Regions from separate parts of the Homo sapiens genome. Here region 1 is linked to region 2. The links are chromatin loops, found by intact Hi-C in ENCODE. Cell type or tissue: K562. All regions are shown on one strand. Each heading gives the region's core, and the rest is flanking DNA. Links, peaks and the distances in the headings are about the cores only. Region 1 overlaps TULP4 (TUB like protein 4). Region 2 overlaps SYTL3 (synaptotagmin like 3).

The links. Peaks named below come from ENCODE experiments on the same cell type or tissue, not always from the same donor. Only the 100,000 strongest peaks of a DNase experiment are listed, where the experiment ranks them.
Region 1: it touches region 2 in a loop (5-fold over the local background); 2 of 110 quality-filtered maps call a loop at or near these places.

The regions. Positions count from the first base shown.
Region 1 is chr6:158,509,554-158,526,122 of GRCh38, forward strand. It overlaps TULP4 (TUB like protein 4), which reads left to right. Exons shown (of 14, transcript NM_020245.5): 14 at 1-2,275. It also overlaps the pseudogene CACYBPP3. Among named protein-coding and RNA genes, the nearest start is that of TMEM181, 42 kb to the right of the region's middle. In K562, for the core only: a CTCF peak has its summit at 9,168 (motif pointing left); DNase peaks (open chromatin) are centred at 8,788 and 9,158; H3K4me3 peaks cover 332 bases; H3K27me3 peaks cover 2,431 bases.
Region 2 is chr6:158,681,821-158,698,389 of GRCh38, forward strand. It overlaps SYTL3 (synaptotagmin like 3), which reads left to right. Exons shown (of 18, transcript NM_001242394.2): 6 at 1,105-1,169. Among named protein-coding and RNA genes, the nearest start is that of SYTL3, 40 kb to the left of the region's middle. RefSeq lists a silencer at 5,223-5,423. In K562, for the core only: a CTCF peak has its summit at 9,705 (motif pointing left); a DNase peak (open chromatin) is centred at 9,701; H3K27me3 peaks cover 628 bases.

The DNA.
Region 1 (16,569 bases), core at 7,687-10,186, 170 kb before region 2:
GCTACAAATACATGTGAGAAGAAAAAAATGGATTTTTTTAGCAAATAATTAACTAAGCTTCTAAATGCCTAGCTCCCTCCCCCAAAGGCGCTTTCCCCCGATGGAGGCACAGGCTTCTGTCTCGGATGTTTGGCGCACGTGAGTTTGTATGAGTTTGTACCGGAGTGACCCCGGCAGCCACTGCCCACCTCCCCTCTACCCAGGGGCCTGAAAAGAGGGGCTGCCCTCCTGCGCCAAGGCAGACACAAGCTGCGGGCTGTGCGGTCCTAGTAGTGTGACGTTTCAGTTAATAGTGGTGGTCTTATTTTCAACTATGCTTTCATTCAGTCAGTCTCTGTTGACTAAATACGACGAAAATTCATACTTTATGCAGGAGATTTCTAAAAATTTAATGTTTATTAATAGTTTATGAATATCAAGATACCTCATTGAATCCCTAAATTTAAAAGCAGTCCAGTAAAAGGTTAACTGTATAAAGAATCTATGACTTTTTGAGGGAAGTGTGATATATTAACAAATATAACCAATTCTAAATTTGTTTTAGCTCTAACCTCATCAAACCAAAGGCACAGATTTGTGTACAATATACCCATTGAATGTATATCCTGAGAAAAATTGGGGCCAAAGAAGCAGGAAAATCTCAAAGCTCTAATGGCAGCATAAATCAAAGAATTTCACAGGCTAGTGTTTTTATCCATAGCCATTGCTCCCTTGTCAAGTGTCTCACAAGGACATGGAAGAATGTGTTATGTTCATCTTGTAATCATAGCAAAAAGTCTGCAAACCCCAGGGTCAAGCCTGCTCTGCCACAGGGTTGGATGGTGACCTTGGGCAAGTCCCTGGGGCTGGCTAGGCCTCCACTTGTCCATCTGTGAAATGAAAGGATCAGCCTGGACAGCCCTCTAAACTCCCTTACAGCTCTCAGCCTAAGAGCGCAGCACTGAACAGCCTCATCATTCCACTTTTCATGGGAAATATATTTCACACCATTGCCTTTGTGTAGAGAAATATTTCTTTTCCTGTGTTAATGAGCTATGTACTGAATATAAACCAGTGCATTTAAAGTAATATCTTTTGTGCACCTCTAAATGTGTTTGGAATTGTGTTTGTTCTCATAGAATATACAAAAGTACTGATTCTAGGTAAGAAGGAGTCTCCACGGGTGTGCCCTGCTCAGCTGGATGTCCATGAGAACAGCCATGAAATAAGTCACTACTTGTCCCCAAAACCACAGGAATATATACCTAGGTCACCTCAAATTCCTGAGTGTGCTCTGCCATGTTACACGGTCTTCAAATTGAAAAGGTTTCTTGAAAAGGAAAGTTTGGCCCAGCAACTGGAGAAGGAGTCCATGGTGTCGCTGTGTGCCTGTATCATTTGGCCAAGTCAATGGTTGTAAGCAAAGTTAGTGGAGACAAAAATGTGTCCAAAATGTCGTTTGAGTTCCTGGGATTTCTGTAATAGCACACAACTCAGAACTCTTCAGCATTTGTGTGATTCCTTACCTCTGGCTGATAAAACTCTAATGGGTTGTGGCTTACTTTGTTTCCATTTTCTTTGGCTTTGTGCAATTTTTGTGTAACTTTACTTGTACCTATATTTTCTGTTTACAGTTCTTTTTAAGGGGAGGGGTAGGGTTCTAAGATCTTGTTGTTTATTGTAGATAAAAATTTTTTCGTGTTGTAGAAAAGCATGGGTTATGCGTTTGACTGAAAAAGACACTGTATTATTTACCAAAGGGGTATTGTTTTTGCATTTGTTTATAAATGCATTATTTTGGTACTGTAAATTTGGACATAATTTCTGAGTTTATTACTACTGGCATTTTCTTTTTCCCTTTTTTTTTTTTTTAACCGTAAGTGCACGATGCAGGTGCATAGGCCCCAGACCAAACTAGACCACCAGCATGTTCATGTCCAGACCTCGGCAGTGGCGTGCACTGCTTGTGCACCTCAGTTCCTCCAGTGTTGGTTTGTTTGTTTTTTAATTCAGCATCCTGCTGGTTTTACTTTCCAAGCAAGATCTGTTGCGACTCCCAAATGCGTTTTAATGAGCTCATCCTTATTTGCCTTTCTTCTTACGTATTTTGTGTATTAGATTGTGCAGGAGATATTCTAGAAGGCATTAATGGTTTGCATTCAAAACGATGTGGTTTGTCCAAGTTATTTTCTGTCTTTATTACTGAGACGGATTAATCTCCTTATTTTTTTCTTGATGATTTGAAGTTGTAAGAGTTGTCCAGCTATTGCTTAATAAAATTTTGCAGATCAAAAAAGTTGTGTGCAGAATTCTTGAGCCTTGTGAGGAGAAATCACCTCGCTCCATTGGCATGACCTACCCACCCTCCAGTTGCTTCCTGGGTCTCTTGGTAACTGCTAGCAGCTACTGGAGACCCTGAGATCCCGGTCATCATGTTGCCCATTTGGGGAAGTCAGAGATTGTGCTGTCTTCTTGATGATCTGGTTTAGATTTGCTTTTTCATGGCTTTTTAAAAGAGGACTCGATTGGCCGGGCACGGTGGCTCACGCCTGTAATCCCAGCACTTTGGGAGCCTGAGGCGGGCGGATCATGAGGTCAGGAGATCGAGACCATCCTGGCTAACACAGTGAAACCCCGTCTCTACTAAAAATACAAAAAATTAGCCGGGCGTGGTGGCGGGCGCCTGTAGTCCTAGCTACTCGGGAGGCTGAGGCAGGAGAATGGCATGAACCCGGGAGGCGGGGCTTGCAGTGAGCCGAGATCGCACCACTGCACTCCAGCCTGGGAGACAGAGCGAGACTCCGTCTCAAAAAAAAAAAAGAGGACTCGATTAAAAGTGCACCTGTATAGCATCTAAAGATCAGAGATGCCAAATATTAACACCTTTGTTAATTTGTAGGAAACTTAAACCTAGGTTTTAAGCAATTCAACTCTAGGTGCTCATATAACTATTAACTATTGTTGTTACTCATAAGTGCTTAGTGAGCCTGCTTCCTCTGCCCTAAAGTTCCCTATGACCATGGGAGGTGGGAAGGTGGGGCATGGGAGGTTTATCTGTGATAATACATGTGTGCATGTACAGAACTACCTTTTTGGTGTTTTTCAAAGAATAAGGAATCAATTTTGCTCGAACCTAGCTCCCAAAACTCACTGTAGAAGAGAAATAACTGTCTCATGGAGATTGCATTGCAGTTTTCCAAGGATGAAAGATACTAACCACAGTTAAATCTCAACTCCATTATGAAGTGAATACCTTTTGCCACTCCTTTCAGAAGAAAATGGAAGCAGTGAGAGGTTGAAATGATTTCTGGATTCCATAGACAAAAACCAATCCTGAAACAGAATCCAAGATTTCTGGGTCACATTAATGAATAGACCTGGTTTATTCCCAGCTTCTCACTCTGGTGTGTCGTAAAGATTTGCCTGTAATGAGCTCTGAGCTACTTATACTTAGTCATCTCCCATGAAAACAAGTATTACATACAGATGGGCCACCCCTGCCCCTCATCAGGTGAGCTCATCCGCTTTATAGAATGAGATTTAAGTCCTTGTTATTGAATTCTGGAAAGAGTGAACGTTCGGCTGACCAGTTTTATTATTCACCCAGGCTTCACAAAGGAGCCAGTCTGTGTGGATTTGTTTCCCTACACTTCCTAGAAACAGCTGCTCTATGTGCTGAAGAATAAGAAGCCATCCATTGGAAGTGCTGGCTCATTTCTTGAACCCATTTCAGAGTTCCTGTCTGAGCGATCGCTTCAAGTAAAGAAGGCGCCCCAGAGTAAGTCATAGGAATTTTTTTTTTTTTTTTTTTGAGATGGAGTTTCACTCTTGTCGCCTAGGCTGGAGTACAATGGCATGATCTCAGCTCACTGCAACTTCTGCCTCCCAGGTTGAAGCGATTCTCCTGCCTTAGCCTCCCGAGTAGCTGGGATTACAGGCACGCACCACCATGCCCAGCTAATTTTTGTATTTTTAGTAGAGATGGGGTTTTACTATGTTGGCCAGGCTGGTCTTGAACGCCTGACCTCAGGTGGTTCACCCGTCTTGGCCTCCCAAAGTGCTGGGATTACAGGCGTGAGCCACCGCACCCACCACCATGCCCGGCAGTCATAGGAATTTCTTAAGCTTCAACCACCACTCAGGACAGCATGCAGACACCTTGCAAAGCATCTTGCTCTTTGTCCTCTGACCTGCCCATGCGTTCTTCCAGGTCACTGTTATGAATCCCAGCATCCCATTTGCCACTTAGCTCTGGCTGGCTCCCAGGCTCTCCCCTGCACCCAGTGATGGTGCAGCATCCTCACTGCAGGCACAGCTACGGGATAGCTCTTGTCCCGGGAAAGAGCGGGGAGCTTGGATGATAAAGGCAACCAGTCACATTGCCTTCTCCCAGTTGTGACAGCCATTTCCCATTGTCTTCAACCCTGAGGGTATGGACAACCTAGTGCTTCCTCTCTCCACTCTTCTCCAAAAGTAGAAAAGTGCCCAGACCTGACACCATTTCCCTTCTGTCCTGGGAACCAAGGGTCTCTATGTCTCCTGTTGGTTCATCCTCCAGCTCATGTGAATGATCTGTGGTTCCTCCTTTCACATGAATCAACTCAGTGTCTCCTGTGTCACCTTGAACCACTAATCAGAATCTTGCACTTTCACCCAGTAACAGGGGCATTTCCTTTTATTTCAGTGTCTGGGGTCACTGAAACAGGGGCTTGACCAGTGTTATATTTTCTTTCTCTCCCCAGTAAAAAGGCAGGCAGTCCAGACACCACAGCATGTGCATGCCACACGCATGCGCCCCCCCAACCCCTATGATGAGAAGACACACCCTCGAGTGATGAACTTCTTTCTGTGCTGGAGCCCATGGGGTCCTCTGAGTCCCACTTCCTGCCTTCCTCAGGTACCTGCTTCTGACTGCAGAAGGCTCTTCCGTCCCAGGATTGTGGTTTCTCACCAGTTTCTCAACAGTTTCCTTTGTTATAAAACTTGAGAGAAAACATTCCTCTAGTAGAAAGAGACTGCCTTCATCCACCCTTTGGAATAACCAGCTCCAGCCTAGGTCCCATTTCCTGCACTGGTGGAAGAAAAGTCTCTTCTTCGCTAAGTGGTTCCTTTGATGACCTTATAGATTCAGGCAGCTTGGGAAGGGAAGTTTCTCTAAAAGCCACAGAGCGTCCAGCTCATGGAACCCTCAGGATCCCTGGCCCATCTTAGGCCACATGGAGTCAGCCTCGTGCCCCCAGCCCATCTGTTCCTGTGCACTGCACTCCAGTGGGTCTCACCCTTGCATCCAGGGTTCTCTCCCACAGGATGAGCTTGTCAACATTCTCTTTTTCTAACACACACACTTGTCAGCAGGTGCTGGTATAAGCCAAGCTGAGCTCGTGGGAGGATGGCAAGAGAATAGGCCCAACAGTCTTTGTGGGAGACAGAGCCCACGTTTCTCCACAAACAGCTTCCGGGAAGAGTGGACGGGTCAGACTAGACCAAACCAGCCTCTTGAGAACACCACACTGCCCAGACCCACTTAGTGCCTCCGTGTAACCCGCTGGTTAGAGTCCACCTGCTAGGCAGCCAGAAGCGGCAAAAGCCCAGCCCCACTGTCCCATTCTTGACCTGGTCCTCCATGCTCACTGTGACAGCAGCACAGGCACCCCGACCGGGCCACAGCGAGCTGGTGGCCATGTCCCTGGCTCTGCTAACTTGGCCTATCTCATTTCTTAACCTGTTTTTCATGATGTGGACCTCTTGAGAGTATACTTGAAAAAAGTGAATTATCTATGTGGATAAAGGACTGGTACACTATGTTGAAAACGTAACAAACCAACCAGATGGGAAAGCATCTGTGCTATGGGACTTTTTTGTTTGCTTGTTTTGTTTAATAGGCATATTTTATTTAAATAAATCTTCCAGTAGGAAATGGAGAATGCATTGCCTTTGCTTAGAAGAGGGCCGTGTAAGGAGTTACCTGTAAATGCGTATGTGCAGCTCACCAGTATTCCCGTACTGGGAACACCAGCACGTCCGCATCACAGTTCCCAAAAGAACTTTAAAGTCTCAAACCCCCCTGTCCCCCCTCGTCTCGTTTCTCTCCTGATTCCAGCCAGGCTTTATGAATCTTTCTCTCCACAGCCTCATCTCCGTCCTCATCCACTTCCCCTAGAACGTTCATCAGCCCCTCCCTGGAGTCTGTTTCAGTGTCGTAGGGGGTCTTTTCGGTTTCTTTGTACCCTTTTTCAACCTGAGTCAGGTGATCCCACCCCGTGTTTTCCGCTTTCCTTCTACAGAAGATAAGAACTGTATCCGCCTTGCCTTCCACAGGAGTGGGTGTCAATGGATTGTTCACACTCACGGATAACCCTGCCCAGTTAGATCCTACACCAAGAGATCACACGACCTCTCTGGGGAGCGCATCTGCACGTTCTCAGCGGGAACTTGGCCTCCTCACCTGGCTGACCCCGTGCATAGTCACCGAGTGTCACTGTAGGTCCCCTGCAATGGGAGCAAACACCGCAGCTGGCTTTTCGCTGTCAAGGAGTTCTGCTTTCCTCTGTGATTTCTGCCGCATCCTGTTCATTTCTGTCTCAGTCTTGGATTTTTCAGCTGGAAGGGCATCACGCACCGTTTTCCTAGTTGCCTTTTCCAGCAACACCTTTTACCTCTTCTGGATCTTTCTATAGCTCTTCCAAGCTGAGGCCATGGCCGGCCTGGGTCAGGCCAAAGGCGCCAGCGGCAGCCGCTCAGGGGAGGGAACACGAAAGGAAACTCTCCAGGAAGCCAGCGCGCTCGACCTGAGCGCAGGCCCCGCGGCTGCGGGCTAAGTGCAAGGGTCCTCAGCCTGCGCGCGCACCTGTCCTGAGCGTGCACCCGCCCTGCGCGCACCCGCTGTAAGCGCGATCCCGGCCGCCGCCACGCAGCACGAGCGCTCCGAGGGACTTTTGAATGGAGACGGAGTCTTGCTCTGTCGCCAGGCTGGAGTGCAATGGCCCGATCTCGGCTCATTGCAACCTCCGCCTCCCGGGTTCAAGTGATTCTCCTGCCTCAGCCTCCCGAGTAGCTGGGACAACAGGCATAAGCCACCACTCTCGGCTAATTTTTGTATTTTTAGTAGAGACGGGGTTTCACCATGTTGGTCAGGCTGATTTCGAACTCCTGACCTCATGGTACGCCCGCTTCGGCCTCCCAAAGTGCTGGGATTACAAGCGTGAGCCACCACGCCCGGCCCGAGCCTGGTACTTTTTAAAAAATCCTCAGTACCTGTAGAGACACAGCTGAACATCATCTCATTAGCCAAGGTTTTCTCTCAACTAAATGGCAAGAACGGATGGCTTTCCTTTCTTTCCATTTGGATATCTGTAGTCTCCAAAAATAAGGCAAAGGTAAAGATGACACCCAGAGCCAACTCCATGTAACAGCAGGTTCGCAAACCACAGTATAGCTTGTTCTGACAGCAGGAAGACCCCACAAGCCCTTCTCAGGGAAGGTGACGGGGTTCAGGACACACACCCCAGAATGTGGCACCTTGGCATTTGAGAAAACAGCAGAAGCAGGAAGTTCACTCTCACCTTCCCCACATCCCCTGGCCCCTGCAGCAGGCCCAAGACCCTTGTTCCACAGGTGCCCTCCCTGCCCCCAGAGGAGAGGAATGTCTCCATCTCTGAAGACACAGGGGTACAGAGAAGAACCTGCACAAACGGGCACTGCGGAGTCCCCCAGCTTATTCCCAAGGGATCACACCCCTTTGTCCCACTGTCCCTCACACCTGTCGACTTCTTCATCAGACTTAGCAGCGTAAAAATACACAGGTGTCGGCCAGACACAGTGGCTCACGCCTGAAATCCCAGCACTTTGGGAGGCCGAGGTGGGCGGATCACTTGAGGTCAGGAGTTTGACACCAGCCTGGCCAACATGGTGAAACCCCATCTCTACTAAAAATACAAAAATTAGCTGTAATCCCAGCTACTCAGGAGGCTGAGGCAGGAGAATCGCTGGAACCCGGGAGGCAGAGGTTGCAGTGAGCTGAGATCGTCCCACTGCACTCCAGCCTGGGCAACAGAGTGAGACTCCATCTCAAAACAGACAAACAAAAAAACAGGTGTCTGTGTCTTTGGGTCCTCATTTCTGAAGGTTCCCATGTCATGTAAAACTTGCATCACTTAACAATGAGAGATGTCCTGAGAAATGTGTCACTAGGCTGTTTTGTCACTGTGGGAACCTCACAGAGTGCACTTACACAGACCTAGAGGCATGACCTGCGGCACACTTGGTCTCTGTGGGGCCGCTGATTGCTTCCGGACTGCAAACCCGCACAGCATGTCACTGTGTTGAACACTGCAGGCAACTGAAACACAATGGGAGGTATTTTTGTATCTAAACATAGAAAAGGGACAACTAAAATCCAGTGTTATAGTCATACGGGATCACCATTGCATATTCAGTCTGTTGTTGACTGAAGCATCTTTATGAGGTGCATGGCTGTATTAAATAAAATTTGTATGGTTTTCTCTTGTTAATGGGGGCCCTGGTCATGACCCTAGTGATGGATGAGGAAAAGAAATGTTTCCTCCCCTGCAAAGGTTTGGTCCCAGTTAAAAGATGGGGAAATCTCAGATAGAAAATCGTAAGTGACTTTCCTCTCATCCAGGCAGTGTGTGTTGAAAAAGAGTCAGGAGCAAATCTCAGAGCCATGAGGCCGCAGCCCCTCTTTGAGAATCGCTCCTTGAAGCATCCTGAACCACAGAGAACAAGCGCCGGCTCCCCAGGGAGCAGAAGCCAGCACCTCAGATAGAAGCCTCCCCTCCAGGGAAATGAGTCACAGACGAGCCCGGGTGAGGCTGCGCGGCTGCGCCTGCCCCGACCTTTGCTTTTAACTTCCTTTCTCCTTTGCAGTCACCTTCCCATGAGGGAGATGATACTCCGAAGATGGGTTCATTTTGTCCAGACTTTGTCCAGGTTCCCGAAGATGATCTGGAGGATCATTTTATTGTATGTTTATGGAAATAAACAAAACCAGTGCCAGTGAGCCTCGCAATAGAAGGTGGTGAGTATAAAATGTAAACGGCACCCTGATCAGCACTCAGCCTTCTTCGTGTTCACACTGAAACTATCCAGCCTGCCAGGTCCTTGCTGCTGGGTAAACAGCATCTCCCCAATTCCCCGTGCAGTGCTCTCTGTTGTTTGGGCTCCGTCCCCTCTGGTGCCCTCTTCAGGAGAACAATACTTTCAGCTGAAGGTTATAAATTGGCAAACAAGTGGAGTGGTGTGTTGGTAAATAGCTAACAACCAGCTCTCCAGAAACACACAAACTTGGAATGAATAAATATACCTTACATGAGCATTATAAATTGTATTGCTATATAGGATGTGTAGTACACAATTACAATAACAAAATACACAATATTTTTCTTATAACTCCATATAGCCAGACTTAATAGCTAATGCTTTTGTTGATTTTTGCCAAATGTTTGTCTTGCAGCCAACCTAAGATTGTAATTGGTAAACAAATGTAGCCTCAACATGAATGTTGGTTATTTTCATTTACATTTTTGAGCAAGACAAAAGTGAAACAACGAAAATGTGTCTTCAGTGAAACACCATAAACATATGTTAGAACTTTACTCATACATTAATGACATAAGCCATTTCTTTGCTAAATGGGATAATAGTTTTTGAAGATCAGATCTCGATTCTTTTGTGCTGTTTACAATGTGATGGTGCAGATATGACACATTTTTAATTTAAATTGCATTATGAACACTGCCTTCATCACATTCTTAAGTCTAGAGCCTAGACTAAAACAATGAAATGAAATCAACCCTGATTTGTGGCTTTTGCTGATTTCCATGGTATAAATATTCCCACCAGACTCACTGAAGGAGGAGTTGGAAAGAGATGTGCCTTAAGTAGCAATTTAATTTTATATAATGACTGTATTTAAAAATTGGCTCTCAAGATTCCTGGAAATGTCACCCTCAGCTGTCACGAGGCAGGGAGAGCCGCCTGCAGCACCTCCCGGCTGTGTGTGGTGTGTGCTGGGGGGCAGCATAAGCCCAGACTCTGATTGGAGGGCTACACAGCATTGCTGAGTCTAGGCAGGCTGAGGCACTCAGCTAGAGATTTCAGGACACAGATTTTTTTTGGTGGTTCTTTCATTAATCAGCAAATATTTATGGAGTGTCTAATGCATGCCAATCACTGCGATGCCTGGAGGAGATGGGTAGCTACGCAGAGTGGACAACAGCCCTGCCCTGCAGAGGGTATGGTCCCAGCTGGTTCTCTACCTCCAAGACTGCTGAGTCCCTGTCTCCCAGACCAACTCATCCTCTCCACCCAGTGTGTGGTGTTCTGGGGCCCCTGCGGAAGGGTGCGCAGCTGTTCCAGATGACAGGGAGCTGCCCTGGACCCCTCGCTCTCCTTCCTCCTGTTCCACAGTAGCCACTACCAAGTCCCAGCCACTTCTCCTGCAAGAGCTCCTCCTCTCCCTCTGCTGCCTGACCTGGGCCAGCACTCACTCTCACTTCTGCCTCTTCAGCAGCCTCCTGCGGACTTCTAGCTCCCTCTTCCCCCAGGCCACTCTCCATTCAGCAACTAGGCTGATTTTTAAGATTAAAAAACCTGTGTTTTTTGTTTTGTTTTGTTTTGTTTTTGAGACAGGGTCTCACTCTGTCACCCATGCTGGAGTGCAGTGGTGTGATCACAGCTTACTGCAGCCTTGACCAACCTCCTGGGCTCAAGAGATCCTCCCACCTTAGCCTCCCAAATAGCTGGTACTATAGGTATGCACCACCATGCCCAGCTAATTTTTGTATTTTTCTGTAGAGACAGGGTCTCTTATGTTGCCCAGGCTGGTCTTGAACTCCTGAGCTCAAGCAATCCACCCACCTTAGCCTCCCAAAGTGCTGGGATTATGGGCATGAGCCAGCACAACTGGCCAGATCAAATTTAATGAACATAAAAAACGAAAATACATTCAAGAGGGTCCATGATGTCAAAGTTAGTTCTTGGAAAAGATTGATTTGACAAATATCTGGCATGATGTAGGAAGAAAAAAAGAAAGCACAAAAGTATGATATGAGGAATAGAAGTGGAATCTAACTTCAGAGAGAGATCTTTTTAAGAGAAAGAAAATAAGAAGACTATGCACAATTGTATGCTGTAGATTTGAAAACTTGGAAATGTAGTCATCAGTAGAAAATCTTCCTGCAAAGAAAATTTCAAGCCAAATGGTTTTACTTATTAGTACCATCAACTTTCAAGGAACTTGTTCCTCTACTCTTATACAAACACTTTCAGAAAATTAAAAAGAGGAAACACTTCTCCCTCACTATAAGGGCAAAGTGTTATAATATTCAAAATAACATATCAATATGACACTGACACCCAAACAAGACAAGGACCAATCACAAAGGAAATACAGGCCATCTCACTGAAGTGATCACACCACTGCACTCCAGCATGGGTGACAGAGTAAGACCCTGACAGCCTGGCCAACATGGTGAAACCCCATTTCTACTAAAAATATAAAAATTAGCCGAGAGTGATGGCACACGCCTGTAATCCCAGCTACTCAGGAGGCTGAGGCAGGATAATCACTTGAACTCAGAAGGCGGAGGTTGCAGTGAACAGAGATTGCGCCACTGCACTCCAGCCTGGGTGACAGAGCAAGACTCCGTCTCAAAAGAAAGAAAGAAAGAAAGAAATGCCTGGCATAGGCCGGGTACAGCAGCTCACACCTGTCAGCCCACCACTTTGGGAGGCCAAGGTGGACCTATCACTTGAGCCCAGGAGTTCAAGACCAGCCTGGGCATCATGGCGAAACCCCATCTCTACAAAAAAATATGAAAATTAGCCTGGCATGGTGTCATGCACCTGTAGTCCTAGCTACTTAGGAGGCTGAGGTGGGAGGATTGCTTGCCTGTGAGTTTGAGGCTGCAGTGAGCTGTGATTGCGCCACTGTACTCCAGCCTGGGTGACAGAGTGAGACCCTGTCTCAGAAAAAGAAGAGGAGGGGAGGGGAGGAGAAGGGAGAGAAGGGAAGGGGAGGGGAGGGGAGGGGAGGGGGAAGAGAGCCTGGCACTTTCAGTTCATTTCCCTTTCTCCCTCCCCCAGCACCTGATATTTCAACAGACAAATTTTCCATCAGCCAAAATTTAATCACTTAATTTAGAATGTCCTTTTTTGGGGTGAACTCGGAGAAACTCAGTCTCAGTGGCCTGTTTCACTTAAATAAATTAATGTTTCTTGGATTGCCATTTTTCACACTGTTCTTAGTTTCAAGCAAAAAAGAAATAAGTTGAATTAACCTAAGTTTGTGTAGAGATAGAAACAAATTACCAATTTTGGTTGTTGGTTACCCTCTTCTTTAGTCCTGCCTGGGCTGCCAAGGCTGGAGTGGCTGGAGGCACCCTTGCTCAACCCACACCAAACACCTCTTAAGTCAAAAGGGCCTAACTACTTCAACAGCCCAAATACCAACTCCCAGAACATTTCCCAGCAATTACAAAGTGCCAAACTTAACAAGTTTCAGTAAACATTTGTTGAATAAATGCAATGCAAGGCAGAATTAGTTCTTATTTATTCTCTCCTCTGGGAGAAACCGACTCATAGGTAAAGTTATATTTCTATAAAATAATTAGATAATATACATTTCTGGAAAGAAAAAAATGCTTAGCTACTTTACATAATACAATATCTTGATAAATTCATTACTTAATGAAAACCAAAAGGGGAAACGGGGAGGGAGATGTAAAGCCGTTAAATGATCATGCTTCTTATTGTTTTCTAGCAATCATCTGGAAATCCATCTTCTATTGCATCAGAAACAAAACCCAAGGGACAATAAGGACTGTGTTTTTTTGTCGGTTTTTTTTTTTTTTTTTTTTTTTTTTTTTTTTTTTTTTTTTTTTTTTTTGAGACAGAGTCTCACTCTGTTGCCCAGGCTGGAATGCAATGGCGTGATCTCGGCTCACTGCAACCTCCGCCTCTTGGGTTCAAGCGATTCTCCTGCCTCAGCCTCCCGAATAGCTGGGACTATAGGTGTGCGCCACCACGCCCAGCTAATTTTTATATTTTTAATAGAGATGGGGTTTCACCATGTTGGCGAGGCTGGTCTTGATCTCTTGACCTCGTGATCCCCCTGGCTGGGGAAAGCTGTACATGGCCTGGTGGAAAGGAAATGGTCAGGGTGCATTTGCACGGGTAGAACTTTGTGGACAAGACGGTGAAGTGTCAAGCAGGCAGGTAAGCCCCCAGTACCAATGCTGTGGCTGGCATGGATGCCCCAGCACTCCTGGAGATGAACTGGCTCTCCATCCATAATAACAAGACACAGTGGGCCAGGCACGGTGGCTCACGTCTCTAATCCCAGCACTTCGGGAGGCTGAGGCAGGCAGATTACTTGAGGCCAGGAGTTCGAGACCAACATGGTGAAAACCCGTCTCTACAAAAAATACAAAAATTAGCCGAGCATGGTGGCACACGCCTGTAGTCCAGCTACTTGGGAGGCTGAGGTGGGGGAGTCGCTTGAACCTGGGAGGCAGAGGCTGCAGTGAGCCGAGATCACACCATTGCACTCCAGCTGGACGAGAAGGAAACTCCGTCTCAAAAAAAGCAAAAAAAAAAAAAAAATAGACAGTGGGTATGAAAGAGTAGCTAAAATAAAACGTATATCTGTAATTCAATATCGATGTGTCAGTGGTGCCAGCAGAGAGATAATGCAATTTTTTTTTTTTTTCCGAGATGGAGTCTCACTCTGTTGCCAGGCTAGAGTGCAATGCCGTAATCTGAGCTCACTGCAACTTCCGCCTCCCAGGTTCAGGCAATTCTCCTGCCTCAGCCTCCCGGGTAGCTGGGATTACAGGCATATACCACAACACCCAGCTAATTTTTGTATTTTTAGTAGAGACAGGGTTTCACCATGTTGGCCAGTATGCTCTTTGTCTCTTGACCTTGTGATCTGCCCACCTCGGCCTCCCAAAGTGGTGGGACTAGAGGTGTGAGTAACTGCGCCCGGCTGAGATAATGCAAATTAATCAGCAATCTAGGTTTGTATGACCAGCAGAAAGGAAAAGGATATATTTTCCTGAGTCTCATTTCCTGTGATGAAATAATTGGCGCCTGGTGGATAAATGTGTGATATGGATCGTGCGTGGAGAGAATAATCAGAAAGGAACCAATTCCATTGGGTTGACATGAACAAAGTGTCCTTTTTGAGGGTCAGAATGGTTGACTATGGGCAGGCAATTCCACATGGCTCAATGGAATACTTCCATGAGCTACTGATCTGAACGTGGTATTGGACAGCTTGTGGGACTGACGGGAAAGGGGCGCATCACTGCCTCATGGACAGAAAGCCTGGTGCCCTGCTCTAGTGGCAGGTGCAGCAGAAAGCAGCTTCAAAGCCAGGAGCGACAGGAGCACAGCAGAGAGACAGCCACAGAGACCAGTCAGCAACTGCTGTGAAAGCCAACCCCCCAGGCCAAAAGCCAAGACACACAGGACAAGGAGGAGAAGAAGATGCAAAAAGAGATGGGAGAGGGAAGCAAAAAGGAGGATTTTTTTTTTCCAAAAAAAAATCAACAAAGGAAGGAAGGGCAGATTGAGATGAGATGGCAGGGGCAACAGCAGCCACACTGGCTATGATGAGCAAACACAGCTGAGGCGGAGCAGGGCCCCTTCCCGGCAGCCCTGGGTGCAGGCTGGACGCTGGCATGTTCTGTTGGGATCCTGAGAGCACATTCGTCCAACTGCTCGGCCTATAGGGATGTCTGGCGAACAGACAAGCTGAGCCTACCCTTCCGCAGGCTCTGAGGATGTTCACCGATGCCCCATGCAGCAGGCAGGCGTCCAAGATGAGGCTGAGCTAAACCAGCCCAGGGGGCAAAGAGGAGACGAACATTCCACACTCCGTTCAGGGACAGCCAAAGGCAGGCAGAGGACACAGGCAGCCCTACGAGAGACAGACGTCTCACCAATCCTTGAAGACGACCAGAACCAGAGCGCAGCCCTCGAAGAACATCGCTCAATCATATGATGTGTCATACAGGAGACGAGAGGTGCTAGTGCCCGGCCACACTGCCCGCAGCAGCTCCCAGGATGAGGATCAGAGACTCCGCTCCATCTCCCATGGTGCCACCATGGGTGCTGACTGCCTAGGGTGTCCATGCCATAGTCACCAGCATCCCCAACCACCAGCAGTCACCAGAGCCAGATAACTGAGTCACCCAAGATATCATATTCCACTTTTGTAAATTTCACCCTCAAATGTCTTCCCAAACTGTCTCCGTGTTCTATCCTGTGCCAGTGTGTGCTGGCTCTAGCCACTGTCACTCATTGCCTGGGTTACCACACTGGTCTCCTAACCCCTCCTCACCTCCATCCCGTCCTGCTGCCCCAGGAACTGTCCTCCTAAAACTCACTGAATCCAGTCCGCCTCTGCCCAGAGCCTTCCACGGCTCCCACTCATTCAAGACAAAGCCCAAACCCTATCATTGTCCAGAAGTCCCCATGGCTCAGCCTCTGCCTCCTTAACCAGGCTCAGCTCTTCCTCCTCCAGAGCAAACGTGGTCCACCTGTGAGGAACTATCACTGCTTCTGGAACAATCCCTCTCTAATGAGCTCCACATGTTCACACTCTTCCTGCCGCCTGGAATTTCTCCTCCCCCATCCACTCCGTGAATTCTTCATTCCTCGCCTCTCAGCACAGGTGTTATCTCTGCAGTGAAGTCTTCCTAGATCCATGGCCCCTGGAATGACCTCCACTGCAGACTTAACCACATGGCTTGGATCTGTGTCTCCCCGCTAGACCAGGAATCCCTAGTGGGCAGGAATGGATTCTTATTTGATCTTGAATTTCCAGTACTTAGTATTGTCTGAGGCTTCATGGATATTAAATGTTTATTAAAATCAAAATGAAATTAAAGTGCTCGATTCTGTGCCAAGTCTCAACTGAAACATCAAGATCTATTGGCTGATGTTGGTGCAGCTGCCTGTGGATTCTGCAGAGTGGCTGGGCCTCTCAACACGGGAGATGGTGGAGAGGCTGGCAAGGGCTGATGAGAACTGAGCGACAGGCCATGACGCTGCAGCACAACTCAGCTCTCAGCCCAGAGTTGCCACTAAAACTGGGGAAGTCAGAGCATCTGGTCCTGCTGACCAACATCTCAGCTGAGGGCACCCTGAATCAAATCCCTCTGAGTCTCAGCTGTGTAAGAACAGGTGGCTAGACATCATTTAAATTAAACTTTGGCGGAAGGACATTTTTATTGCTCTAGATTATTCAAAAATGTTACTTACAAATGACCACTCAAGGTGTAGCTAGACAAAGGCTGTTTTCTGTCATCTTTGAATGCTTTCAGTGAAGATCATCCCAGCCCCACACACTTACAAGTGTCCTTAACTGCAAGGTGGCCACCAAGCTTCCATAGAGCTTACTGGTCACTGGCAATGCCCTTACCATTTTCCTGCCCACAGGTGTGTCTCAGTGATTCCATCTGCAAGCCAGAGAGTTACTGTAGGTGAAATTTCCCTGACATGATTAATTCACCACAAAGCACCACCGTGCATTTCATTTTAAGACACATGGTGCCACTTTTA
Region 2 (16,569 bases), core at 8,485-10,984:
AACTAACCTTAGCTTAACCTACAGCTGATCTCCCTCCAAGCCCAATGCATAACATCGAGTTTTCCTGTAGCCCATCACTTGTGCCAAGAGCGTCCCACAGTTGACATGATACATTGGTCATTTGTGGTGATGTTGAGATGGAGGCCTGCTCTGTCACCCAGGCTGGAGTGCAATGGTGCAATCTCGGCTCACTGCAACTTCCGTCTCCCAGGTTCAAGCGAAAATTCTCCTGCCTCAGCCTCCCGAGTAGCTGGGATTACAGGCATGTGCCACCATGCCTGGCTAATTTTGTGTTTTTAGTAGAGACAGGGTTTTGCCATGTTGGCCAGGCTGGTCTCGACTTCCTGACCTCAAGTGATCCACCCACCTTGGCCTCCCAAAGTACTGGGATTACAGGCGTGAGCCACCGCGCCTGGCTGATACATTGGTCATTTTGATGATAATAATTTTGTTTCTCTTTGTGTATTTGTTCACAAAATATTAAGTACTGGATTCGTGCTGGGCACAAGTATATGTTAATATGCTTAACATTCACTTTTTTTTTTTTTTTTTTTTTTGAGACGGAGTCTGGCTCTGCCGCCCAGGCTGGAGTGCAGTGGCGAAATCTCAGCTCACTGCAAGCTCCACCTCCCGGGTTCACGCCATTCTCCTGCCTCAGCCTCCCGAGTAGCTGGGACTACAGGTGCCCGCCACCATGCCTGGCTAATTTTTTGTATTTTTAGTACAGACGGGGTTTCACCGTGTTAGCCAGGATGGTCTTGATCTCCTGACCTCGTGATCCGCCTGCCTCGGCCTCCCAAAGTGCTGGGATTACAGGCATGAGCCACCACACCTAGCCCATATTCACATATTATACATTGAACGTACACATGACATGCAAGATAAAACACATAGCGGTGGGAGTTGCACAGCTTTGCTGCTGATACTGAAATCACTTCGCCTCTATGGGGAATCTGTAAATTTAAGTGTTTAAGCCAGGAAATTGATTGCTGAGGTCCATTGCAAGACTAATATTTTGTGACCTTACCTAACCCTTAAAAGGGGTAAATATAGCACTATTCATATCTTCTCTCTCTGAAGCTTCCTTTCTGCTCATTTTTTCAGGAATGTCAAAATAAAAACTGGAGAATGGTTCTATGAGGAACGAGCCAAGAAATTTCCAACTGGAGGTAAATGCTCTTTACTTTTTTAGTAAAGTAAAATGATCTATTCCTAGTTTTAAAATATTTGATGTTAAGACTTTGGAATATAAGCAACATGATGGGTGTAGTCTGCGGGCCCCTATGTCTTGCCATTCCATTTGCTGATGCTCTCACTGTAATTCACGCTGCTCATTCCCTCTGCTCGCTACTCTTCCCTCTGCTGCATTTCTACCTCTGAGGTTGGCCCTATTCCTTTTTTTTTTTTTTTTTTTTTTTTGAGGCGAAGTCTTGCTCTGTTGCCAGGCTGGAGTGCAGTGGCACAATCTCGGCTCACTGCAACCTCCATCTCCTAGGTTTAAACGATTCTCCTGCCTCAGCCTCCGGAGTACCTGGGATTACAGGCACGTGCCACCACAGTCGGCTAATTTTTCTATTTTTAGTAGAGACGGGGTTTCACCATGTTGGCCAGGATGGTCTCGATCTCCTGACCTCATGATCCGCCCGCCTCGGCCTCCCAAGGTGCTGGGATTACAGGCGTGAGCCACTGGGCCCGGCCAGGTTGGCCCCATTCTTTAAGGCTCGTGCACTACAAGGTTTCCCTGGCTTCCTGCTTCTAGGGGTGATGTCCCCTCCTCTGAAACACCATCAGTGCTGGGTTTGTAATTCTCTTCTGTAATTGTTGCAAAGTTCCTTATATTGTAGCATTGTTTGTGCACTTCTGTTTCTCTCTACAAGCAGTAACTGTGATTTTAAAATCTTGTTAGCCCATATTGCGCCAAAGCACAATACCTTGTTTATAATACTTGAGCAAGATGATTGAATCAGTGAAGACCACAGTGAGTGAAGAGCGTTTGAACTGAGCAGAGGTTGATGCTTGTGGAGTGAGCGCATGTTGCGGTAATATGGGTGGAAGCATTTTGTCCGTATACTGTGAATGTCTTATAATGAGATGTTGACCTAAAGAAGGAAACTGAGGCAAAACTAATACAGGTGGAGAGTTTATCTGGGCCAAGGCTGAGGTCTGCAGCCCAGGAAACACTTCCAAGGGCTCTGGAGAACAAAGGAGAGAAGGGTGAATCAGGAGAGGGGCGATTACAAAAGCTGGTTTTCAGGAATTCTCGTGGGTTTACGGAAATACCCGTAATTTATTCATGATTCATGATTGGCTATCCATTGCTGAGCTATAGGCTGTGGGTGATGGTGTCCAGTGTGTGGCATTGTTAGGATAATTTATGGCTATTGGTGGTGACACTCAATCTAGAGTCCGTAGAGCAAGTGGCTTTGAAATGATTAGCCCAAGTTGGGGGACGTGATTGCGGGCTCATTTCGGTGTCTCTCTAGGCCTGATACTTTAAAGGAGGCTTGTGTTTCTTAGATTAAAAGTTTATTTTCTTTTTCAAAAGTATTTGCAATGTATGTTGTGCCAGTGTAATTGGTAGCTGGGACCTGGAACTGTGGAGAGAATGATTTGTGCTTTGATCACAGAAGAGCTGTGATGGGGCATCAGGACAAAGGCGCACACAGGCACCGTCACGGTGGAGTGCAGGCAGGTGCTGTGGGAACCACATCTGACTATATCAGGGATGCGGGCAGCACCCCTCCTCTGTGATGTGATGTTGGGGACCTAGACTCACAGCCTGACTCAGAGGGCAGCGGTGGCTCTTTTCTAGAAAAAGTGGCAATTTGCAGGTAGGGAAATAAGCCATAGAACCTCACCCAAAAGTTTGTTGGCAGTAAAGGAAGCCATTCATTTGGGTTGATATTCAGCTTTTATAAAGGGTGGATTTGCCCAGGTGTAGATTTGGTTGGTACTAAATTATCCCATGGTTTATATTCCTGGCTCTTCTTAAAAAAAAAAAAAAAAACGCTGCTTCTGCCAAGTTTATTGGAAACCTGGAGGAAAAAACTAATACTAAGGGTCATGTCAGGCAATGGAATGAAGCAGGGTTGCTGTTTCCTCTAAGCCAGTGTTTCTCAACAGCTTCTTACCGCCACCCTCTCCCCTACCCCACATAGCCTTTTTAGAGACTTTTTCAAAGTTGCTACCATAACCTTTTGATATCACAGATATCATATATCTATGTACTGAGGCCTTTTGGAGAGCCACAGACGGTTGAAATAGGTAAGATTTGCTACCAATCTTTGTCCCCTTAGGGGTGCCGTCATCCCATGTGGAATGTGTGACCTTGGCAAAGCAACTGCAGCACAGGACTTTTCTCTGTTTTTATTGCTTTTATGTCTCTCTCTCTCTCTCTTTTTTTTTTTTTTTTAGATGGAGTCTCGTTCTGTCATCCAGGCTGGAGTGCAGTAGCATGATCTCAGCTCACTGTAAACTCCTCCTCCTGGGTTCAAGGGATTCTCCTGCCTCAGCCTCCTGAATAGCTGGGATTACAGGCACACGCCCCATGTCTGACTAATTTTTGTATTTTTAGTAGAGATGGAGTTTCACCTTGTTGACTGGTCTTGAACTCCTGACCTCAAGTGATCTGCCCACCTTGGCCTCCCAAAGTGCTGGGATTACAGGTATGAGGCACTTCACCCGGCCACTTTTGTGTTTCTTTAAAATACTTTTTTGACCGGGCCCGGTGGCTCACACTTGTAATCCCAGCACTTTGGGAGGCCGAGGTGGGCAGATCATCTGAGATTGGGAGTTCGAGACCAGCCTGACCAACATGGAGAAACCCCGTCTCTACTAAAAATACAAAATTAGCCGGGCATGGTGGCACCTGCCTGTAATCCCAGCTACTCGGGAGGCTGAGGCAGGAGAATTGCTTAAAGCTGGGAGGCGGAGGTTGCTGTGAGCCGAGATCATGCCATGGCACTCCAGCCTGGGCAACAAGAGTGAAACTCCATCTCAAAAACAAACAAACAAACAAAAACAAAACCTTTTTGTTGGTGGGCTGGAGCCTTCTTCAGAAGGTAGACTCTACCCTTTTCCACATCAATTCCTAGCTTATAAACAGTAGTGCTGTAGGAGGTGAAGTTTGTCATTTCTCAATGCCAGCTAAGTGCAGACATCTGCTTCACTCAAAAAGTTTTCTACGTCGTTAGAAGTTCTAGCATCATTATTTCAGGTAAGTAGTTTTCATGTGTGCATGAATGTATGTGTGTGTGTTTGTGCACACACGTTACCATCTTGTCATCTTTTCAGCACTTCATGTCTCCTGAGTGAGTGGGAGAAGTATGTTATCAAGGTGACTTAAGATAAAAAGGGAATTAGGAAAGAGGTGAGACTGATGTCTTAGGGTTTTCTTTCTTGCCTTATAACTTTAAGAATAAAAACTTCAGTAAGGACAAACAAACCAGGGTCAGGAAGATCAACCTCAGCATAAATCATTCTTTTTTGCTGATGTCGTTTCTATCAATGTATAAAATAAACACCAGAAAAGCCCTAACTTTCCCTCCTTCTCTACAATGCTTCCTCAAATGCCAGGGTGCCTCATTTTCCCATTGTCCTGTTTCAGTAGAGTTGGGGTAAGAGGCATGGAACTATGGGGGAAAATGCCAGGTTAGGAGCACACAAGTAGTGCTATGAGCCAGACCAGGTTGGGTGGAGTTTGCAGCGGGTGCGTCAGGAAAGGTAACAAGGATCAGGTGACAGAGGTTTAGGTGGACAGGCAGGAATTCCACCACGCTCCTATTTGTGGCCCTAAAAGAGAACCAGGTGCAGTCATTGAGGAGTTGAATTGAATTTGTGCTGCAGCAGTTAAGATCCACTTAGGGAAATAGAAACTGTCTGGTTATTTGAATAAGAATTTACTTTAGGGATTGGTTAGACAGGAATTGGAGGCAAAAAGGGAATAGTGAGAGAACAGAGCTAGCAGCTGCAGGAGGCAGACACCCTCCGACCCTGTTGAGCTGATGCTGGCCAGACACAGGTCGGAAGGAAGGCATGAGCCCCTTCTCCCTCCTCCTGGCCCTGGTCTCCCTCTGGAAGCCCCCACTGGACCCTAATAGGGAGGCAACTGCAACCTCAATTCTCTGATGTGTTCCGGAAAAAGTGGTTTTGCATGTTCTCTAGTGTTTTTGTTGTCATGGTACCGGCAATACTCTTTCCAGCCCTCTATATCCTGAGCAGAAGTTAGAAAAACTAGATGGTGGTTTAAACCACAAAAGTGTACAGACAGCTCCAGTCTGTGCCTCTTTCCACGCACTGGTTATCTATTGCTGTATAGCAAATTCCCCTCAAACCTAGTGACATAAATCAAGTAACATTCTTTGACAGTTTCTGTCTTCAGTGGAAGGCTCGCCTGGGGCTGGGGGATCTGTGCTCTTGGGGCTTACCCTCATACCTGGCCAGTGACTGCTGGTATTGGGAGGAGGACTTGGTTCCTCACCATGGGGATATCTCCACAGGGCTGCTTGAGTGTCCTCATGACATGGCGGCTGGCTTCTCCCAGGGCAAGTGATCCAAGAGAGAGAAAAGCAGAGCCCACAATATCTTTTATGGTCTAGCTTCAGAAGCCACACCCTGTCATTTCTGCTATGCCCTATGGGTCCCACAGGTCAGCCCTAGTCAGAGAGGACAAAGGGTCTGAATATCAGGAAGCAAGAATCACTGGGACCGTCTGTGTGCTACCAAATCCTGTGTTCCTTGTCTTGGGAGAATGGCGACACCTCTCACTCTGTCTCCAAATCCACAGACCTGAGAATCAAACTTGACTCCTTTGTTCCTCATTCTGCCGCTACATCTGGTCAGTCAGCAAATCCTGACATTTCTGCCTCCTGAGTCTCTGGAATCTTCCTCTGCCCTTCATTCTCACTTCCAACGTAGCAGCTCCTAACTGCTTCCCCCTTGGTCCATCTTCTATTCTGTGAAGAGAGGGAGCTTCCTTTTCTCTTTGAAAGGAAGTTACTTACTTTCTGATTACAGAAGTAATGCAAACCTTGCAAGCATTTGGGAAACACAGAATAGTATTTAGATGTAATGGAAATACTACCACAATCCCAAACTACTGTAAATTACATGCACGTGTACACACCTGCACACTCCCAGCCTTCTTTCTAGGTAAGCCTGTGTATATGTGTGTGCACAGATAGACTTATCCAATTTCAAATGTATTGTGATCAGACTCTATGTGGTTTTATTTTGCTTTTACAATTCAACTTGGCATAAACATTTTCCTATGTTATTAAGACTTCTTCCAAAATGTATTGATGACTCCATAAAATACACCAAATATATGCACTATAGTTTATTTAACCTGTTCCCGAGTGTCTGTGAGTATATCACTGTATTTGATTTTTCATGTTATAGATAACTCTGTGATGAACGTCTTGTACAGGTATTTTGACATGTCTGTTTATTTTTGGGGGGTAAATTCTTAGAAGAATGATTGGTCAAGTGTATGAATACTTGAAAGGCTTTTGATGTTTTGCCAAATTACCCTCTGGGAGTGTGTGCTTATTTACAACAGGCTGGCAGGGTACACAAATTTCCTTCTTCCCACACTCTGGCCCCCATTACATTCTGAGCTTTGAAGCATGATTTCAAATTACATTCACGTAAAAAACTAGACGCCAGGCTCAGTGGCTCATGCCTGTAATCCCAGCATTTTGGGAGGTCAAAGCAGGAGGATCGCTTGAGCCCAGGAGTTCAAGACTAGCCTGGGCAGCATAGTGAGATCCTGTCTCTAAAAAAATTAAATGAAATTAAAAAATTAAAACCTAGAAAATGAAGAAAATCATAAAGAGCAATGTTAAAAATACAGCAGCTTCACCCAGAGAACAATTGTTGACATTTTAGTATATATTATTTCTGTTCTTTTGTGAGTGTATGTATCTATGCTTGTGGGTGCATATCTGTATGTGTGGATATATGTGTGTGTATACACACATATACATAGACTTTTTTGAAGTATTTAGGTTGAACCATAAGAAATTGGTATTTTTAGGCAAAAAATTATTGAATAGAGGCAATTTCACATGAGTCAGGCTAATATATTTACATAATTGAAATCAAATTGTATGTACAGTTTTATCCTAATGTTTCTTCATGTAGTAATTTATAAGGAACATTTTCAGTGTCCATAAATATCATTGGCTATATGATTTCTGATGAGTGTATCTCACCCCGTCATAGGAATGTGTCATCATTTGTTTAACCAAATAACTATTGTTGGATAGTTAGGGGATTTCCAGCTTTCTGTTGCATTTTTGAAAGTTTATAAGGTTATTAAAATGAGAATAATGCAAAGAATATCCTTGTAGATATCTTTTTGGCACATCTCTGAATATTTCTAGAAAGAGAACAAGATGAAGGTTAGGAATGTTGCCTCCTTTAGAAAGGGTGTGGAATTATCCTTAAAAATAAACCAACATGCAAACCAATAGATAACTTTATCAGTTTGGCAAAACAACATTGGTCATGCAAAATGGTTTTCTCATCGTTTTGATTTGAATTCATCTCATCACGAATAAGATTGAGTATCTTCCACTTTTCAACCTTCTGTAGATGTTCTTGGTATGTGAAGGCGATTAGTCCTTTTCAATCATGTTAGTTGCATGTTATCTTCCTAGTACATGGCCTTCTTTATAATTTTGTTTTTAACACAAAGAAGTTTTTTGTTTGCTTGTAGGCAAATCTCCTTTTCCCGTATAATTTCTTTTGCTTTTATGCTTCGAGACTTCTTCCTTATCCTGTGATAGGTTAAATATCCACATTAATTTTCTTCTAATTTTTACTTAACTTTTTTTTTTTTTTCCCCTTGAGACAGAGTCTCACTCTGTCACCCAGGCTGGAGTACCATGGCGCAATCTTGGTTCACTGCAACCTCCACCGCCTAGGTTCAAGCGATTCTTCTGCCTCAGCCTCCCAAGTAGCTGGGATTATAGGCACATGTCACCATGCTCAGCTGATTTTTGTATTTTTAGTAGAGACGGGGTTTCATTATGTTGGCCAGCCTGGTCTTGAACTCCTGGCCTCAAGTGATTCGCCTGCCTTGGCCTCCCAAAGTGCTGGGATTATAGGCCTGAGCCACCATGTTAACTCTTTACAATCATCAGGAGGCCCTATCTAATTTTTTTTCCTCCCAATCCTTGATGTTCCTGGTACCATTTGTTACATAACCATTCCCTTTCCCATTGCGTTGTAACCCAGGGCCACTGATTGGCACAGCGTGGGGCACCACTCTCCTTGTGCCCAGCCCTGCGCTCCAGCGGGTGCTGTCTCATAGAGGACACACGGTGCCCTCTCCTTCACCTGCAACTCTTGGCAATTTGGCCCTAGCCAGATTTTGAATGTTTGAGAGCAGGAGCTATGAGTAAAGGAATAAGTGAATAAATAAATTGAGCAGGGATCTGCTCATTTGGCCACAAAAAGTGCTGTTAGAGGGAGTAGTGTCCATTGTCAGTGCCCAGCACTGAGTAGGCACCTTACAAATGTAGACATCCTTCCCTTTTTGACACGGGGAAACCTAAAGCTAAATGTAACATTCAGTTGCAGTAATTCCAGGAATCATTACACCCTCTGCACCCAGTTTCCTTTTTATTAGCTTTTACTTATTTCTCTTTTGATGATCTTATTGGATATGTGCAATTTAAGATAAAATGCCCCCCAGATTTCCTTGGAAGTAGACATGCTATAAGAATCTAGTGAAGAATAATAAATTGTGGTAATATGTGTTGTGCTATTTTTTCAACTATTAAAACAATTTAAAAACAAGAAAAAATGAGCCTCAGTTCTTCATTTTGTAGAGCGATAGTACAAAAAATTTTAAATATTTTGATTTATTTAAAAATTTTTCTGATTATAGGCTGGCTTTTTCCCCTAAAATTTCATAACTGGATATTTAGTTTTGTGGTCTTAAAATAATTTCTTTGATGCCACCGTGGTGGTTCATCTGTAGTACATTCGAATTATCAAAGCACCCAGACCTTCATAGGCTCTCTTGCCTTTAGGAAGCTCCCCAGGACAACCTGGCATCATCACCTTCTGTGCCTCCATCCACGGGCATTTGGCAATCCGTGCAGAGGGTTTTTAATGTGGTTCCTGGACCCACGCTCCAGGATCAGCTGCAAACTGATTCAAATTCAACCTTCCTGGCCTCACACACACAGGTTCTAATTTGGTGGGGCCAGATGGGGTTCAAGAGTGAATGTTTGGCTAAGGGCGGTGGCTCATGCCTGTAATCCCAGCACTTTGGGAGGATGAGGTGGGAGGATCGTTTGAGGCCAGGAGTTTGAGGCCAGCCTGGTCAACATGGTGAAACGCTGTCTCTAATAAAAATACAAAAATTAGCTGGACATGGTGACACACGCTTGTAATCCCAGCTGCTCGGGGGGTTGAGGCAGGAGAATCGCTTGAACCTGGGAGGCGGAGGTTGCAGTGAGCCAAGATCATGCCACTGCATCCAGCCTGGGCAGCAACTGAGACTCCATCTCAAAAGAAAAAAAAAAAAGTGACTGTTTAACAGTTCCCCAAGTAACTTTTTTAATGTACTTTAAGTAAAGTAACAAAATTAGTAAACAATTATGATAGAACTTTTTTAGATCACTAATAACTAGAAAACAAGCTGAAAATTCATCTCTCCTCTTTTGGCATCTGCTAAGCGTATAGAAATGATGCCCTCTTCTGGCTCCTCCCTGTAAATGCACCTCTTTTACTTTTTTTCTTTTTTTTAACAACCATGACATTCTGTTACTTGATGTACAAGCTTAAAAGCAGAAAGATGACAATATTAATATTAAACTTTTTTTTTTCTTTTTTGAGACGGAGTCTCGCTCTGTCGCCCAGGCTGGAGTGCAGTGATGTGATCTCGGCTCTCTGCAAGCTCCGCCTCCCGGGTTCACGCCATTCTCCTGCCTCAGCCTCCTGAGTAGCTGGGACTACGGGCACCTGTCACCACGCCTGGCTAATTTTTTGTATTTTTAGTAGAGACGGGGTTTCACCGTGTTAGCCAAGATGGTCACGATCTCCTGACCTCGTGATCGGCCCGCCTCGGCCTCCCAAAGTGCTGGGATTACAGGCGTGAGCCACCGCGCCCGGCCAATATTAAACTTTCTTAAGTTAAGAAATAGTTGTAATTTCTTAATGCCTGTAATTCCAGCACTTTGGGAGGCCGAGGCGGGCGGATCACGAGGTCAGGAGATCGAGACCATCCTGGCTAACACGGTGAAACCCCGTCTCTACTAAAAATACACAAAAATTAGCCGGGCGTGGTGGCGGGCGCCTGTAGTCCCAGCTACTTGGGAGGCTGAGGCAGGAGAATGGTGGGAACTTGGGAACTGGAGCTTGCAGTGAGCCCAGATTGTGCCACTGCACTCCAGCCTGGGCGACAGAGCGAGACTCCGTCTCAAAAAAAAAAAAAAAAAAAAAAAAAAAAAAAAAAAAAAGGGTTAAATGTAATAGATAAGCAGTCTACTCAGACTTTCACTGTATTTCTAATAGTTAGGGAAATAAAATAATTTAGAAAGGCTAAGGCTTAACATAGCCTCTGATAATGCTCTCAATGATTCATCATGTAACTAACCAGGTTAATTATTGTATCTTATAATTATGAAGGAAAATGACCTTTATCCCTCCCTCCCAGCAGTAAACGTGATTGAGTTCTTCAAGTGACTTTTCTAAGTTGTATTCTTCTGCATGGGCAGTTTAGACATGATCCGTCCCATCACAGGGTTATGAGGACGGCATCAGATTGGCTGTGTGGGCTTGAAACACTCAGGCTCATGAATTAAAAGAAGCAGGTGCCAGGCCGGGCGCGGTGGCTCACGCCTGTAATCCCAGCACTTTGGGAAGCCAAGGAGGGCGGATCACGAGATCAGGAGATGGAGACCATCTTGGCTAACGTGGTGAAATCCCGTCTCTACTAAAAAAAAAAAAAAAAAAATACAAAAAATTAGACGGGCATGGTGGTGGGCGCCTGTGGTCCCAGCCACTCGGCAGGCTGAGGCAGGAGAATGGCATGAACCTGGGAGGTGGAGGTTGCAGTAAGCCGAGATCGTGCCACTGCACTCCAGCCTGGGCGACAGAGCGAGACTCCGTCTCAAAAAAAAGAAAAAAAAAAGCAGGTGTCAGTCAATACGTAGCTGACTCTATCCCAGTGCCCTGCCTGCCTCTCCTCTCCGTTGGTTTGCTCAGTAAACACCCCTCATCCCTGCAATTCATCCAATGGATTCCACAAGGATGATTCTGTAAAGCTTTCTTTGAATTACAAATGGAGTCCATAGTTTATGTGTGCTTATACTCCTAAGAGGATGTCTTTATGAAGTCATGTTTATTTCCCAGATAAAAATTTTAAAAATTTTACATAGACTTTTGTTTTATTTTTTTGAGACAGCGTCTCATTTTGTCACCTAACCTGGAGCACAGTGGCGGGATCTTGGCTCACTGCAGCCTCAAGTTCTTTGGCTCAAGAAATTCTCCCACTTCAGCCCCCCAAGTAGCTGGGATCACAGGCATGCACCACTACACCTGGCTAATTTGTTTTGTTTTGTTCTGCTGACATGGAGTCTCACTCTGTCACCCAGGCTGGAGTGCAGTGGTGCGATCTTGGCTCACTGCAACCTCTGCCTCCCTTCAAGCGATTCTCCTATCTCAGCCTCCTGAGTAGTGGAGATTACAGGTGCATGCCACTACACCCAGCTGACTTTTGCATTTTTAGTAGAGATGGGGTTTCACCATGTTGGCCAAGCTGGTCTGAAACTCCTGACCTCAAATGATCCACCTGCCTCAGCTTCCAAAAGTGCTGGGATTACAGGTGTGCCACTGAATCCAGCCTTTCTTTCTTTTCGTTTTCTTTCTTTCTTTCTTTCTTTTTGGTAGAGACAGGGTTTTGCCGTGTTGCCCAGGCTGGTCTCGAACTCCTGAGCTCAAGTGATCCACCTGCGCCGGCCTCCAAAAGTGCTGGGATTACAGGTGTGCCACTGCATCCAGCCTTTCTTTTTCTTTTCTTTTTTTTTTTTTTTTTTGTAGATACAGGGTTTTGCCATGTTGCCCAGGCTGGTCTCGAACTCCTGAGTTCAAGTGATCCACCTGCCTTGGCCTCCCAAATTGCTAAGACTGTAGGCGTAAGCCACTGTGCCTGGCCTGCTTTTATTTTAAAGGAAAGGTGGATCCTATTCTTGAATATTTTGTTACTACTCTCCTTAAGAGGAAAGATAAACACATCACCACTAAAAGAAGTGTGTGTCTTGGTAGTGTTTTCCCAGCAGATTGGATTGCTTTTCGTGTCTCAGAGATTTTTAGACAGGTCCATTTAAACTAAGTAGAGCCAAGACTATCAAATCAGATTTTATGATTAATGTAATAAGACCTTGCCCTTCAAAATTTTTTGCTTTCTCCCTGTGTTTCTAGATAATAATCTTCCTGAGACAGGCTCTTGATTTTATTCTTTTTTTTTTCTTTTTTTGAGATGAAGTTTCTCTCTGTCACCCAGGCTGGAGTGCAGTGGAGTGATATTGGCTCGCTGCAACCTCCGCCTCCTAGGATCAAGCAATCCTCCCTCTCAGCCTGCCAAGTAACTGGGACCACAGGTGCACACCACCACGCCCAGTTAGTTTTTCTATTTTTAGTAGAGACGGGGTTTTGCCATATTGCCCAGGCTGGTCCTGAACTCCTGGGCTCAAGTGATCTGCCCACCTCGGCCTCCCAAAATGCTGGGGTTACAGGCATGAGCCACTGCACCTGGCTGATTTTATTCATTTTTGATTTCATGATGCCTTTGGCTTTGCACATAGTAGCAACACAAAAATTGAATTGATTAGAAGGTCCAAGTCACTTTGAATACATGAATTTAACCTAGACATTTTTTGTATCTCAAGTATCTTAACTGGATGACTGGAGTTTCCCCGATGCTTTCTGAGCGCCTGCGTTCCTTCCAGGCCTGCTTCTTTGTCTGTATGTCTCCTGATGTCCTCTGAGCCCTGTCCGTCACTCCATGATAATGAGGTCACTTTAGGCAGCCTACTTCTTGGTCCTGAATTGTCACGACTACTCCACTACTTACTTGCTTCATTGGGTTTTGATTCACTGTTTTTGGAATGGAGGAAGAACCATGATTAGGTGGGCTGGTTATCAGGTTCGTCAATATTTTATTTTACTAAATACTCCCTGCTCTTTTGGGAGTTGGCAAACAACAGCCTGCAAGCCAAATCTGGCCCATCACCCTGCTTTTGTAAATAAAGTTTTATTGGAACAAGGCCATGTTCACTCATTCTCATATCCATGGCTGCTTTTGCAACAGGTTGAGTAGTTGCAACAGAGACCTTACGGCTGGCAAAGCCTGAAATTTTCTACCAAAAAATTTACAGAAAAAGTTTGCTGACCTCTACTCTAGAAGATCAGTTGATAAAATACAACAACGTTTTCATGCCCATCATTATTTTTCCTATTTCAATGAATAGCATGGAAACCAAGGTGAAGTAATTGAACTGAAGGGATTTCTGAATGAAGGATTCATGTGTTCATATGTTTAGACAAAATTACTCATTAGACTAGTTTTTAGGGAGTAATTTGCTGCTGTTAAACTACCTCTTCATATGAATAATTTTTTAAAAGAGCAGACACATATATACTTAAATAGGAAATAATTTTGAATTTAATAACTTCATGTTCATTTTTAAAATTGTGGCAAAATATGCACAATATAAAATTTGCCATTTTAGCCACTTTTAAGCATTAAGTTCATTGGCATTAAGTATATTTGCATTGTTATGCAAACATCACCACCATCTGTTTCTAGAGCTTTTTCATTCTGCTATATTGAAACCCATTAAACAATAACTCTCCATCCTCCCCTTCCCCCACTGTCCTACATTCTGTCTTTATGAATTTGACTACTCTAGGTACCACATATAAGTGGAATCATAATGTATTTGTTCTTTTGTATCTGGCTTATTTCACTTAGCAAAATTTCCTCAGGGTTCATTCATGTTGTAGAGCATGTATCAGAATTTCATTCCTTTTTGTGGATGAATAGTATTCTGTGTCATGGATATACCATGCTTTGTTTATCCATTCATCTGCTGATGGACATTTGGGTTGTTTCCACCTCTTGACCATTGTGAATAATGCTGCTGGGAACATTGGTGTACAAATATTTATTAGAGTTCCTGCTTTAAATCCTTTTGTGTTTATACTCAGAAGTGGAATTACTGGATCAAATGGTAATTCTATGTTTAATTTATTGAGGAACTGCCATGGAATTTTCAGCATCTGCTGCCCTATTTTATTATACTTCCCCACTAGCAATGCACAAGGGTTCCAATTTTTTCACAACCACACTAACACTTATTTTATTAACACTTTTTTTTTTGAGATGGAGTCTCACTCTGTTGCCAGGCTGGAGTACAGTGGTGCTATCTCGGCTGACTGCAATTTCTGCCTCCAGGGTTCAAGCGATTCCCGTGTCTCAGCCTCCCGAGTAGCTGGGACTACAGGTGCATGCCACCACGCCTAATTTTTTTTTTTTTTTGTATTTTAGTAGAGATGGGGTTTCACTGTGTTGGCCAGTATGGTCTTCATCTCCTGACCTCGTGATCTGCCTGCCTCGGCCTCCCAAAGTGCTGGGATTACAGGTGTGAGCCACCGCACCTGGCCAACACTTATTTTTATAACACTTATTTTATATTTTCTTGATAGTAGCCACCCTAATGGGTGTGAAGTGGTATCTTGTTGTGGCTTTGATTTGCATTTCCCTAATAATTAGTGATGTTGAACATCTTTTCATGTGCTTATTGGCCATTTGTACATCATCTTTGGAGAAATGTCTATTCAAGTTCTTTGCCTTTTTTTTTAATTGGATTGTTTTGTTTCTTAAAAACAAAAAAAGAACAAAGCTGGAGGACTCACGCTTCCAGATCTCAAAACTTACTACAAAGCTACAGTAATCAAAACAGTGTGGTACTGATATAAAGACGGACATATAGACCAATGGAATAGAATAGAAAGCCTAGAAATAAAGCCATGCACATATGGTCAAATGATTTTTGAGAAGGGTGCTAAGACCATTCAGTAGGGAAAGGATAGTTTTTTCAACAAATGGCACTGGGAAAACTGGATATCCACATACAAAAGAAAAAAGTTGGCTTATTTCTTAGCCAACTTTTTTCTTAGTTACCTTATTTCACTTAGCAAGTGCTAAGTGAAATAAGGTAAGCCAGACCCTTACCTAACAACATATATAAAAATTAACCCAAAATGCATCAAATACCTAAAGATAAGAGCTCTTGTTTTCTTAGAATAAAATGGGGAAGCTGGGCGTGGTGGCTTACACCTGTAATTTCAGCACTTTGGAAGGCCCAGGTGGGTGGATTGCTTGACCCCAGGAGTTCGAGACCAGCCTAGACAACATGGTGAAACCCCATCTCTACGGAAAAAAAAAAAAAAAAAAAAAAATTAGCTGAGCATGGTGGTCCACGCCTGTGGTCCCAGCTACTTGGGAGGCTGAGGTGGGAGGATCATTTGAATCTATGGTGAGCCAAGATCGCGCCACTGCACTCCAGCCTGGGTGATGGAGCAAAGACCCTGTCTCAAATCAGTCAATCAATCAGGGGGAAAGATTCACGACATTGGATCTGATAATGATTTCTTAGCTATGACAGCAAAGGCACAGGGAACAAAATAAAAAATAGAAAAATTGGACATCATCAAAATGAAAAACTTTTGTGCATCAAAGGACACTATTAACAAAATAAAAAGGTAAGCAACAGAATGAGAGAAAATATTTTCAGATCACATATCTGATAAGAGATTAACATCTAGAATATATAGAGAGCTCCTAGAGCCTATATTCATTTTTTTTAGAGAAAATCCAAAGGATGCTGAAAAGCAGTTTAGACCTTCTTGCCCCAGGTACTCACCAAACCTGAACCAGTCACCCTCGGCCTTGAGTGTATGTCAGTGGAAGACTTACTGCCCAGAGTGTCTGCCTGATAGGACATGGGTAGCTTCATTAAAGGGAAAAGGTATTGTTCTCTTCTGTCACTAAGCAGAAGAGTAATGTCTGGTGGCAGAAGGATGCTGGATAGGGGATGCTTCTTGTCCACAGGATTGTAAATCTTCTGTTAGTAATTGTTGCTCCCTGGAAGGCACTGGTTGCTGATTCACAGTCCTGCTCTGTGTCTTCTTTCATCCTGGGACAGTGGCTTGGAGCCAGTGCTATCTTAGCTCAAATTTTCCTAAGGACTAAAATATGCTTAAAATGGCTCTGGGCTGGGTGTGGTGGCTCACGCCTGTAATTTCAGCACTTTGAAAGGCAGAGGCGGGCAGATCACTTGAGGTCAGGAATTGGAGACCAGCCTGGCCAACATGGTAAAATCCCGTCTCTACTAAAAATACAAAAATTAGCTAGACGTGGTGGTGGGTACCTGTAATCCCAGCTACACAGGAGGCTGAGGCAGGAGAATCGCTTGAACACAGGAGGCAGAGGCTGCAGTGAGCCGAGATCACACCACTGCACCCCAGCCTGGGTGACAGAGTGAGACT